Linked DNA regions of Mus musculus: region 1 is linked to region 2. The links are chromatin contacts, found by Hi-C or POLR2A ChIA-PET in ENCODE. All regions are on one chromosome and are shown on one strand. The core of a region is the stretch at or near the end of the contact, and the rest is flanking DNA. Distances in the headings are between cores, read along the strand shown. Region 1 holds the start of Bicdl1 (BICD family like cargo adaptor 1). Region 2 holds the start of Rab35 (RAB35, member RAS oncogene family).

The links. A loop is a pair of places that touch in the nucleus more often than their neighbours do. ChIA-PET counts read pairs that join two places held with the same protein, here RNA polymerase II (POLR2A).
Region 1: POLR2A ChIA-PET joins it to region 2 with 16 read pairs in Patski. The contact joins the promoter of Bicdl1 here to the promoter of Rab35 in region 2. A Hi-C loop is called at or near these places in 2 of 37 maps with a recorded cell type or tissue (both T-helper 17 cell). POLR2A ChIA-PET finds 5 or more read pairs at or near these places in 3 of 5 experiments (Patski and embryonic stem cell).

What each region holds. Positions count from the first base shown.
Region 1 is chr5:115,728,469-115,733,912 of GRCm38, reverse strand. Bicdl1 (BICD family like cargo adaptor 1) reads left to right here and starts at 2,292. Exons shown (of 9, transcript NM_001080808.2): 1 at 2,292-2,791. The coding sequence starts at 2,354.
Region 2 is chr5:115,630,362-115,635,701 of GRCm38, reverse strand. It overlaps Rab35 (RAB35, member RAS oncogene family), which reads right to left and starts at 3,715. Exons shown (of 6, transcript NM_198163.1): 1 at 3,504-3,715. The coding sequence starts at 3,555. 1110006O24Rik (RIKEN cDNA 1110006O24 gene) reads left to right here and starts at 3,886. Exons shown (of 1, transcript NR_027810.1): 1 at 3,886-4,653.

The sequences.
Region 1 (5,444 bases), core at 1,043-3,542, 100 kb before region 2:
CCACCAAGACCCACCAATTCTGACCAAGGTATGTGTGGCAGGGCATAATAAAATGTGCTGGTATAGTCCCTTGCTTCAATGGTACTGCGCCTGAGTGCCTATTTTAGCTCTAAGATCTGACGTGATAACACTTCACCTGTCTTTCCCCCCAAGCCAGCCCCGAGGCTGGAGAACTTTTGGATTCTTGCCTTGGGTCCTGGAGTGGATTGTCATACAAGGTAATTGTTTAGGCTCTGAATTTAATAAAAAAAAACAAACAAAAACTCAAAGAGAAACGTCTCAACTTCTGGGTGTCCTAAAATTTCCATTTCACCAGGATAAAAAGAGGTAAAGTATGACCTCACTTTAAAAAAAAGAGGTTGTGGCTAAACAGGAAAAGCAAACAATAAAGACCAGTTCTGGCTCCCGAAATACCACCTCGATCAAAGAAAGAAGAGACCCGCAGTCACCCTGTAGCGTCATTCTTTCCTCATCGCAGGAAAGTGTACTGAGTCGACCCATCGTCTTTGTAAATCACTGCTTATCTTCCCCCAGATGGGGGTCACATGTTAAGAAAGAATAATAATTTAATGGGAATCCCAGAGTCAGCCTGGCAGAACCCAAGTCTAGAGTCTGAGTTTCTTCCCATGTATAAACAGCAAGAAGGACAACACCTTATAAAACCCTTGTGAGATTAAGATAACGCATATAAAACTAACAAAGAAAAAGCTGGACATGGCTCAGGTAGTTATTACTGGGGAATGTCTGTGCTTTGTATCCCCCATCTAGAAGCAGGATTTTTGTTTTCTCCCGTTATTTCTCCACAAACCCTTTTCTCTCATATCCCTGAGTCATCAGTATGAAGATGCTGGGTTCTCCAAGTCATTCCTCCGCCTCCTTTTCTCGAGGGCTCCCTCTCCCGACTGCTTAGCTCTTGCAGGGGTTCAGATAGAAATCCCGCACTGCAAATGGCTCTCCGCCTGGCTCCCTGACTCACATAATTGTCCGCAGCCCCCTCGGACCACAGACCAGCTAGGATACCCCACCACAAGACCCAATCCAAATGGGGCTCCCGCCAGCTCCCCAAACCGAAGAGAGGCTGCGGGCTGGGGCCGCGGAGGCGAGGAAGAGGACGCGTGCCGCTGCAGAGCGCCATCAGGGGTGAGAGCGTGGGAGTCTGGAGGAGGAGGAGGCCACACCCAGAGGTGCGAGCGCGGGGGGCGTGGCCCCGGCGAAAACGAGGCAGGGGGCGTGGCCGAGCGCCAAGCTGAGGAGGAGTCGGAGAAGTGGTGGACGTAGAGCCGCACCCTTAGGTGAGCGCGCAGGGGGCGTGGCCACACCTAGAGCTGGGAACGAGGCTGAGGGCGTGGCTCCAGGCCGGGGGCGTGGCCGTCCCCACCCCCCCCCCCCACACACACACACGGGAGGGAGAGGCTCCGGCCTTTCAGGACGCGCTGAGCTTCCCCACGGGCGGCGCGCGCATCCGTCCCCGCGTCGCGTGAGGCCACGTCCGGGTTAGGCGGGCGCCACCTGGGCGCGGCCGAGGCGAGCGGAGCGTCGGCGAATCCCGCGCGGGCGCGGCGGCGAACAGGTGCCCGCGCGCGTCAGGCGCCGGCCCCCGGGGCGGGGAAGAGGGGCGCGGCCGGAAGCGCGGGGCGGGCGGGCGGAGGAGCGAGCCCGGCGGGCGAGCCGGGCGGGTTCCTCGGCCGGGTGAGCTGCGGGGCCGGGCAGGCAAGAAGGAAGGACTGCTCCGGGGCTGTGCGGCCAACGATGTCGAGCCGCCGCCTCGGCCCCTGCAGCAGCAGCAGCCGCCGTCGCCGCCGCTGCTGCCGCCGAGCCGGGGGACATGGAGCGCGGCTGCAAGGAGCGGCCGACGGCAGCAGCAGCAACGAGCGACGCAGCGACAGCGGAGCGCAGCCCTCCCCGTGAGGCGCCGGCCGGCCGGCGGCGGCGGCGACGGCGGCAGCAGAAGCAGCAGCGGCAGCAACAGGGCGGCTGAACCCCGGCCGCGGCGGCGATCCTTAGCGCGGCTTCTCCTCCCGCTCCGCACCCCGCCACCCCTCTTCAATCTCCCCTTCTGCCGCTCTTGCCCACCCCCGTCGTCCGCGTCCCGGGCGCGCGCCAGCAGCTGAGCCCCCCGGGGGCGGGGGCGCGTGTCGCCGGCGCGGGGGAGGGGCCGCCCGCCTGCCCGCCCGCGCGCGCCGCGCCCAGGGCTCGCGGGGACCCGGGGGGCGCGTGCCGCGGCGCAAGGCGAGGCGAAGCGCGGGGCGGCGCGGCGGGGCCCCTCCCCCGCCATCCCCATCCCCACCCCCCGCCTTGCAGCCTGGCGCGCGCCGGCCGGGCCGCACCGCTGCGGGCTCGGCGCGCGCGGGCCATGTCCGCCTTCTGCCTGGGCTTGGCCGGCCGAGCTTCAGCACCCGCCGAGCCGGACAGCGCCTGCTGCATGGAGCTGCCCGCTGGGGCCGGGGACGCAGTCCGGAGTCCCGCCACTGCTGCCGCCCTCGTCTCCTTCCCCGGAGGTCCCGGGGAACTGGAACTGGCCTTAGAGGAGGAGCTGGCGTTGCTGGCGGCCGGGGAGCGGTCGTCCGAGCCCGGCGAGCATCCTCAGGCGGAGCCGGAGTCTCCGGTTGAGGGGCACGGGCCGCCGCTGCCGCCGCCGCCTACCCAGGATCCCGAGCTGCTGTCGGTGATCCGCCAGAAGGAGAAGGATCTGGTGTTGGCGGCCCGACTAGGCAAGGCGCTGCTCGAGAGGAACCAGGACATGAGCCGGCAGTACGAGCAGATGCACAAGGAGCTGACGGACAAGCTAGAGGTGAGGACCTTCCGGCGGCATGGGTGGGGAGCTGGGGTGCCTGCCTGTCCTCCCCGTTTCCGTGCCTAGTCTACCTCGAAGAAGATCATCGAGAACGGGGAGGCAGGAGGGATAGTTTTCACCAGCATCAGCGCGTTCGTTGAGCCCACCTGCCTTTCCCACCCAGCTCGGATGTGAGTCCGTGCACGTCTCTCACCGTTGTGGGCCGTTCTATATATGTATTGTACACAGAGTCTAAAATAGAGCTTACAGTATGACTAATTTATACAGCACCAAGGCGATATCTGCACACAGAAATGAGAACATCGAGAAGCATTTAAAATATGCTTCAGGTGTTCGGAGAAGCAGTTAATCTCTAATCAGGGTGTTAGCCCAGAGCTTTCCAGTCCGGGCATTAAGGCCTCTGGATGCCCTTGTCTTAACTTTCTGGCAGAGAGTTGTGGGGAACAAGTGCCTCGAAAGGAGCTTTATATAGCTTTCAAATGCTTAGGGATTAGGGGATGTGGTTCCATTGCAGAAATCAGAGAAGGCAGGGCTCATCATGTGATTAGTTTGGGCTTCAGTAGCTATGTGTGTCTCAGTAGTACTTTCCTGTGTCCTGGGTCTTAGCATGTATGTTACTTTTAACCACTACTAAAAACATTTCCCCTCACCCACCCCTGTGGGAGGGTCGTTTCCTGGCAAAATGGTTCAGTGGGTAAGGTCACTTGCCCCAATTGGTTCCTCAGAACCCATGTGGGATGTCACTAGCAACGTGTCCTCCGGCCTACACACACACCCCAGTTAATAAATAATCCTAAGTACGTTTTCAAATGAGTAATATTTCTGTTAATTCCATGCAACAACATCGTCTACAACTGTGTTTATTGGGATTTTGCTCTTAAGCAGAAAGAGTCTTGAATGGTAACTGAGGGTACCTAGAAAAAGATAGCCATTCCAAAGTGGTAGGTTTTCAAAATAAAAAGGAGAGCAGGCTCGAGCTGTGGAAACAGCCAGGCTTTTCTGGCCCTCTGCGTTCAGCACTGTTACCCATTTTTCTTGGACTAGTTCTCCTCGTTCTCATTACGAGAACATCATAGTACAGATGTGACCAGGCCCGAAACTAGCCCTCTGTCAGGTTCTCCTCCACTGCTTCTGTTTGGTCAGAATGTGAGTGGACAAACACTTCTGCCGTGGGATTGATGTGCGTCTAGAGTCTAGTCACCTATCGAAAGTTAAATCAGAAGAAAGGAAACCAGTGAGCGGCCTGTGTTTCAGCCGGGCCCGTTATCGAGGCCTGCCGGTCGATGGACTCCTGATACATGGCTTGAAAAGTTGTCTGTGAAACCTGGGCCCGGACAGCCAGAGTACAACAGAGCTACCTTAATGAATTGACTTGTTTAGTCTCCACTTGAAGTAGAGGTCTGGAAATACAAGGGTGTCCCTTTCTTTCCAAATCAATTCGGTTACATGACACTGTAAAGTAGTGACTACCCCGGAGATGTGCGCTGGAGATTGGAAATTCCTTCAGAGAGGGACTTGAGTGAAGAAACTGTGAGCTTGAAAAGAGCATCCTATCAGTCTGATGAATGACAGATTTCATGGTGCACAGTTACACAGATCCTGGTTTCCATGTGGCGTTCTCAGTAAGGGCAGGATTTCAAAATTCCACAGCAACAAAAAGGTTCTCCTGTAAAGGGATAAATAACGACCTCTGACATTTTGTAATTGACTCCATGGGTAAGCCTAAAATAGCTTAACCTGCTTAAACTATCACTGAAGATACTATCATTGAAGACCTACACTCTTGTGCCGGTCTGCTTGTGTTAAATGCCAGTGTTAAACTTTTAAAACTCGGGGGTGGGGGTCGGGCGGCGAGGGGGCGTTGTTGCCCAGTGTCATACCTAACACTGCTGATCTGGACATGGCAAAAGTGGTCAAGGTTGTAGATTATATGTCATGTGTACTCTATCAAAACTTAAAAACAAAAGCTTACATATATTTACCCTGCTTCATATATATACGTATATATACATAAATATAGATAGATGTATGTATATGTATGTACATATATGTGTGTGTGTATATGTGTGTATGTGTATATATATATATATACATATATATGTGTGTGTATGTGTATATATACATATATATGTGTGTGCGTGTATGTGTGTGTGTATGTATGTATGTATGTTTGAAAAGCATGATTTATTTTTGAGATAGGGTCTCACCGTGTCACTGTGTTGCCCATGTTGGCCTTGAACTCCGGTACTTAAGAGATTCTCCTGCCTCAGTCCCCAACCAGCCAGACCATAGGTGTGCAGTGTACCTGACTCTAAAATTTCTTTTGTGTACACTTGAAAATATATTCACTAGTTGCTTATTAGCTAATGAATGTACTTATTTGATGATGTTGAGGGTCGCACCATCACTAAGCATATCCTGTCTGCCCATGTTAATTCATCTAGTGCTACAATTGAGAGTGACTAATTTATTCCAGTCTGTTTCATTTGATGCCTACAAGTGATTTTTCCCCATAGTTTATTCTTTTTAGATTTATTTATTTTACTTGTATGAGTGTTTGCCTGCATGTATGTATGTGTACCAGATGCATGCCTGGTGCCCACAAAGGTCAAATCGGGAACAGGAGTTACAGATGGTTGTGGGCCACCAT
Region 2 (5,340 bases), core at 2,466-4,965:
TGGTCCTCACGGTGTCTGCCTGTCACTGACACCCCATTGGCCCACTGCTGCCTCTGCTTCCTCCTGAAAGTCTTCTAAGTCCAGCTTACTCAGCTAAAAGCTCTTTCTAGCCACTGAGCAGTGAATTCTCCAGGACCTAGACCTCCCTTCCCTCACCCTATGTGTTCATTCAGAGCCATGAGCTGAGCCCAGGACTTCATAGCTACCATTTAATGCCCCTCCACAAGCTGACAGTCTCAGTGAAGCCATGCTACACAATGCTATTACAGCAGCATCCCCAGCCGCCAGGGAAGCAGCGCTTAAAACTTGAGGGGCAGGAGACGGCAGGATTTTTTCCCCCTTAGACAGGGTTTGGCTGGCCTGGAACTCTCAATGCAGACCAAACTGGCCTCAGCAGCACAAAGCCACCTACCTGTGCTGGTTTCAAGATGTGCAATACCACATCTGGCTGCCGACACCACCTCCATCATCACCACCACCCTTACCACCTCTATTATCACCACCATCATCAATCATTATCACCAACATCAATTATCCTAGTCTCATGTATCTATAATAGCCAAGGGAGAGAGAGGTACCATCCGCAGTGCCAGCAAGGACTTGAAATCCTTGGCTGCAGAAAACCCACTAGTCACAACATGGTCTGCTGCCATGGGACTTGATACCAACCTCCAACTCTGCTCTTCCTGAGAGGAACAGAAACCAAGATGTGCCACCTCCCAAATATCCCAGCTGCTATCTACCCTACAGATGCACCCAATGAAGAAGTCCAGGGCCCACCTCCAGCACAGCAGCACTTTCTTCTGCCACCTAACCTGAAGGCTTGCTATGCTACACTTGATGCCTCTTGGGAGACAGGGATGTCACCGCTGACCACCCTTCACCCCTGCATGGTACCACAGACCTACCCCAGCTCTGCCCACTGCTCTCCTGGGGCCACAGACCTAACCAGCCTGCTGCAAACTCAGGTAAAGCGGCATCAACTTTAACTCTGCCTCAGTGACCACATTCTCCTGTACCCGCAGACCAACCATGCCCACCTCTCAGCTCCCGTCTACACATCTGTTAAGAGAAGGATTTTAACTAGTGTAACCTCCAGGCTCTGAGAATGAGGGTGACTGGCACCAGTGGGTACGGTTACAAACCAAAAGCCATTGTCAGGACAGCTGAGAGGACAGGACCTCGGGTATAAGGAAAAGATGCCCATGTCCAGGGAATACATTCCAGAAGTGTGTACCACATTGCAGAGGGGGGGGGAGGAGAACTTAGACTTGAAAGCCGCTACACTAGGATCCGGTGAGGCCCGCTGCCTGCCAGCCCAATGCCGCCTGCTCTCAGGGTTAGCACATGGGATTAGAACTCACAGCTCTGCTGCTAAAGCTTAGGGCAGCGAAGGCTTCTCCTCTGAGCCTTGGTTTCCTTATCTGACAAACCACAGAGACCATGGGTGAGCATCAGATAACAGAGTGTCTGTGGATCAGTTGATACACCTTCAGAAGCACACAGTCAAGGGGCCAGGGCAATCAGGCGGTGATGTCATGGTCCCTGCTCCCTGGCTTCCATCTCCCAGGTTCCTGAGTGTCATCTCCGTGGCAGGAGAAACCCAACAGCATAGTGTCTCCTCCTTCCCCATAAGCTGGGCCTGCACTCACACCGAATCTGGAGCTAGTCACACACAGACTGACCAGTGAGTCCTGTCCCCACACCTGACTTCTGAGCAAAAAGAAAAAAAAAAAAAAAAAATCAATACACCATGCGAGGTGCACCGTAAGAAAGCAGGCAGAAACCATTTCCTGGGTTTCACAGAAGAGAAAATGCCAACAAGCTACATCTTCTTGCTGAGTTTGGCCTTTCGAGTTTTGGATATTAACACTGGCCACGTCTTGAGGAGGGATAAAGACCTCTGACCACAGCGGGCTGACTTTAGCTCTGAAAGGAGAGAGATCACCATAATGTCAACAAACCCTCAAGAGCCCAGAAGAATGCCACTAGCTGGGTCCAAGTTCAAGTCTATCTACACAGCTTGCCTAGTTTTCTTTCATTCAAACCACTACAGGTCAGTCTTCCAGCTTTCCAACTCCGCTCCCAGACACAGCTATTCTTCTACCCCAATCCTTTAGGCCTTAGCATTTCCCGACACCTTCCCCCCCTAACAGCAACCCCCTAAGACTTCAGCCATCTTCCACCAGATCCAAACCACCAACCACATCCCAACCCAGCTTCTCCCGTGAGACCAAAATCCACTTATTTCCATGTCCGTCTATGACAGCGTCAGCCAACAAGCCTATATCCTGAGTCTCAGGGGGGACACGGAGCTCTAGTTCCTTGACAATACACAGGCTCTACCACCAACTTGGCTGTCTCAAGTCACATGACCCTCTCTATCCCACACTCCAGTCTGATCTATAAACTTAGCTGCTCGCCAGCCTCCTTCCTAAAACATCACATATTCCTGGCACCTCAGCTAAGCTCCCCTAAACATCCTGGGCCTGCCTCCCTGAACTCACCATCACCCCACAGGACCTGGTCACCTGCCATACTCCAAACACCTCTAAAATGCTTCATCCTTGGCCAGAAACCAGTGTGACTCTCATTCACTGACCAAATGCATTTAAGCACTGGGTACCAGAAGCTGATCTATGAATCAGAGATGGCGCGGTACTGAAAGGTGTGTGGTGTGTGTGTGTTTGTGTACACAAAGCACTTAAAATATTGAATGAAGCACCCGGGTAAGAGAACAGCAAACACTGTCCACCTACTGTGTGCCAAACACTAGTCCCCTCATTAAGTGTGTGCTCACATCAGCCTTGGCAGGCAAATCTACCACTCCCATTCCACAGATGAGAACTGAACCTTGCTGAGACTTAGTAACAATTCTAAAGGAATGCGCTCATGGCTGTACCTGCCGCACCTCATCCAAGCGCACGGCAACCCGGAGACGGGTCCTGGAAATACCCCCATTTCACGGAGCGCTGAGTCTTCACAGGGCGACTCATGCTGCTAACACTGTGAGTTACTTAGAGGTTACTTTATGCCGGGTCAGGCGCTTTTCCCTACTTTCAGCTCACCGAATCATCCCACCGCTCAGCTTAACAAGTCCCCACTTCTCAGATGCAGGAACTGAGGCTCAAGGGAGGCGAGACAACTCGCCCAAGGTCACAGAGCGGCAAAAGCTTGCCTCCCCGGGACTCGAACCCGGCTCTCTCCAACTCCAGCGATCGCGCGACTTGACCAAGGTCACACGTGAGGCAGGAACGAGCGCCGGGGCCGTGCGTGCATCCCGCGCCCTCGGTGCCCCCCGCCCCGCCGAGGAGCCACCCCGGAGTCCCCTCGCTGCGGCCCCCCCGGGGCCTGCGACCCCGCCGAGCTCCGCGCCTCCCGCCCCGCGCGGGCCGCGCCTCCTCGCTCGCTCGCCCGCCCGCCCCGCTCGCCCGCCCGCCCCGAGGCCCCCGCGGGCCGCGCCCGGCAGGGCCCACACCGCCTCCGGCCCCTGCGGCCCTCACCGCTGTCGCCGATGATGAGCAGCTTGAAGAGGTGGTCGTAGTCCCGGGCCATGGCGGGCGGGGGCGGCGGGCGGGCGGGCGCGCGCGCGCGGGCGGGCAGGCGAGCTGGGCGGGCGGGGTCGGTCCTGGCCTCGCGATCCGCAGCTCCCTCCCGGCTGCTCCGGCAGCGGCGGATCCACTTCCCGAACAAACAGCCGGAACTGACAGAAACACCTCCCTCCGCTCCCCCACCTCCGCCTCCTCCTCCTCCTCCTCAGCAGCCGCCGCCGGTGCCGCCGCCTCCCTCCTTCCCGCCCCGCCCCGCCACTGCGCAGGCGCGGGGGCTGGAACCGCCTCTGCGCAGCCGCAGCCCCGGCCAGCCGCGCCCTCTCCGCGCACGCGCAGTGCGCTACGCTCGCCGGCCGAGGTCCGAGTGAGCTAGCGAGCGAGCGAGCGAGCGAGCGCCGTCGCTGCGGATCCCCGGGAGAACCGAACCGTTTAGCAGGGCCCGACGGAAGAGAGGTGACAACCGGCCGCAGGGCTGAAGCCTGGAGGTCAGCGCTGGGGAGGAAGTCGTCCCCCGAGCACCACGATCCCGGACGCCCGACCCCCTGGCGGAACGGGTAGCGGTTCCGGATTGGGATCCGTGGGGCGTATGCACCCTGCTCGCCAGCGCTTCTGCTCCTTCTGCCTCAGTTTTCCGGACGCAGCGCGGAGCCAGCCCCACGTTTTTTTCCAGTTGGAGCGGAAGCCCACCTGCCCGTCCCCGAGAGCTGTCGCTGCCATCGCCATCCTCCCTGCAGGTCTGCAGGGATTGCCCCATCCCTGTGGTTTTTTACTTTTTCCAGACAAGTTCTCAAGTATCCCAGGGTGGCTTCCTGACTCTCTCGAGTAGCCGAGGATAACCATATACTTCTGATCCCACCTGTACCTCCTGAGTCCTGTTTTAATGTGGTGCTGAGACTCGAACCCATGGCTTCGCAGATGCTAGGCAGACGCTTTTCGAGCTGAGCTCCACCCCCAGCCTCTTTGTCCCTGCTTCTTCTTGCCCTCCAGTGCTTTCCAGCCAAGCACCTGTTGGGGATACTGCCCACTCCTAATCTTTCCCCGTAAGAAGCAGTGCTAGTGTTTAAAACAAAACAACAACAAAATACAGACGCTTACTGAATTCAAAGTTGACATTAGTTTTCCTTTAAAGTTTCTTGGACAGCATGAAACACTTACTAGTCTAATGGATACATGTTTTCCCATACATTTCAGAGTATCTAAGCACCCATGTGCCTCTCGCAGTTCACCGGTATGCCGCCATCAATCATTTAACTGCCTCGTCACCACGTGGTACCCCCATCTGATGGTTGTACTATTCCTTAACAATTCCGCTGCTGGTAGATTTATGCAGTTCATAATTTTCTTGTTATTCAAGGTACTGCAGGTCCTTGAACAGCACACACAGTGTCTGATCTAGGCCTTGCTTGAACTCTTTATTTCCCTGAAGCAAGCCTGGTGATGTCAGATGAACACGAGCCTAGAATCATAAGATACTGGCTGAGGAGAGACGCTGGCTGTGTTGTGTTCTTGATTGAAAACTCCTGGGACTGGCCAGGTTCCTGCTATTCCTTTGATTGGCATTTTTTAAGAAACAGGGAAGGGGCTGAGGAATGGCTCAGCAGTTAAGAACACTGGCTGCTCCTCCGGAGGAACCTGGTTAAATCCTCAGCCCCTCCCACCCCCCATGGCGCCTTACCAGGATCTGTAACTCCAGTCTCAGAACTGATGTCACCCTCCGGCCTTGGCTGACACTTGAGACATGTGGTCTGTAGACTCAAACTAACATTCAGGTACATAACAGAAAAACCTC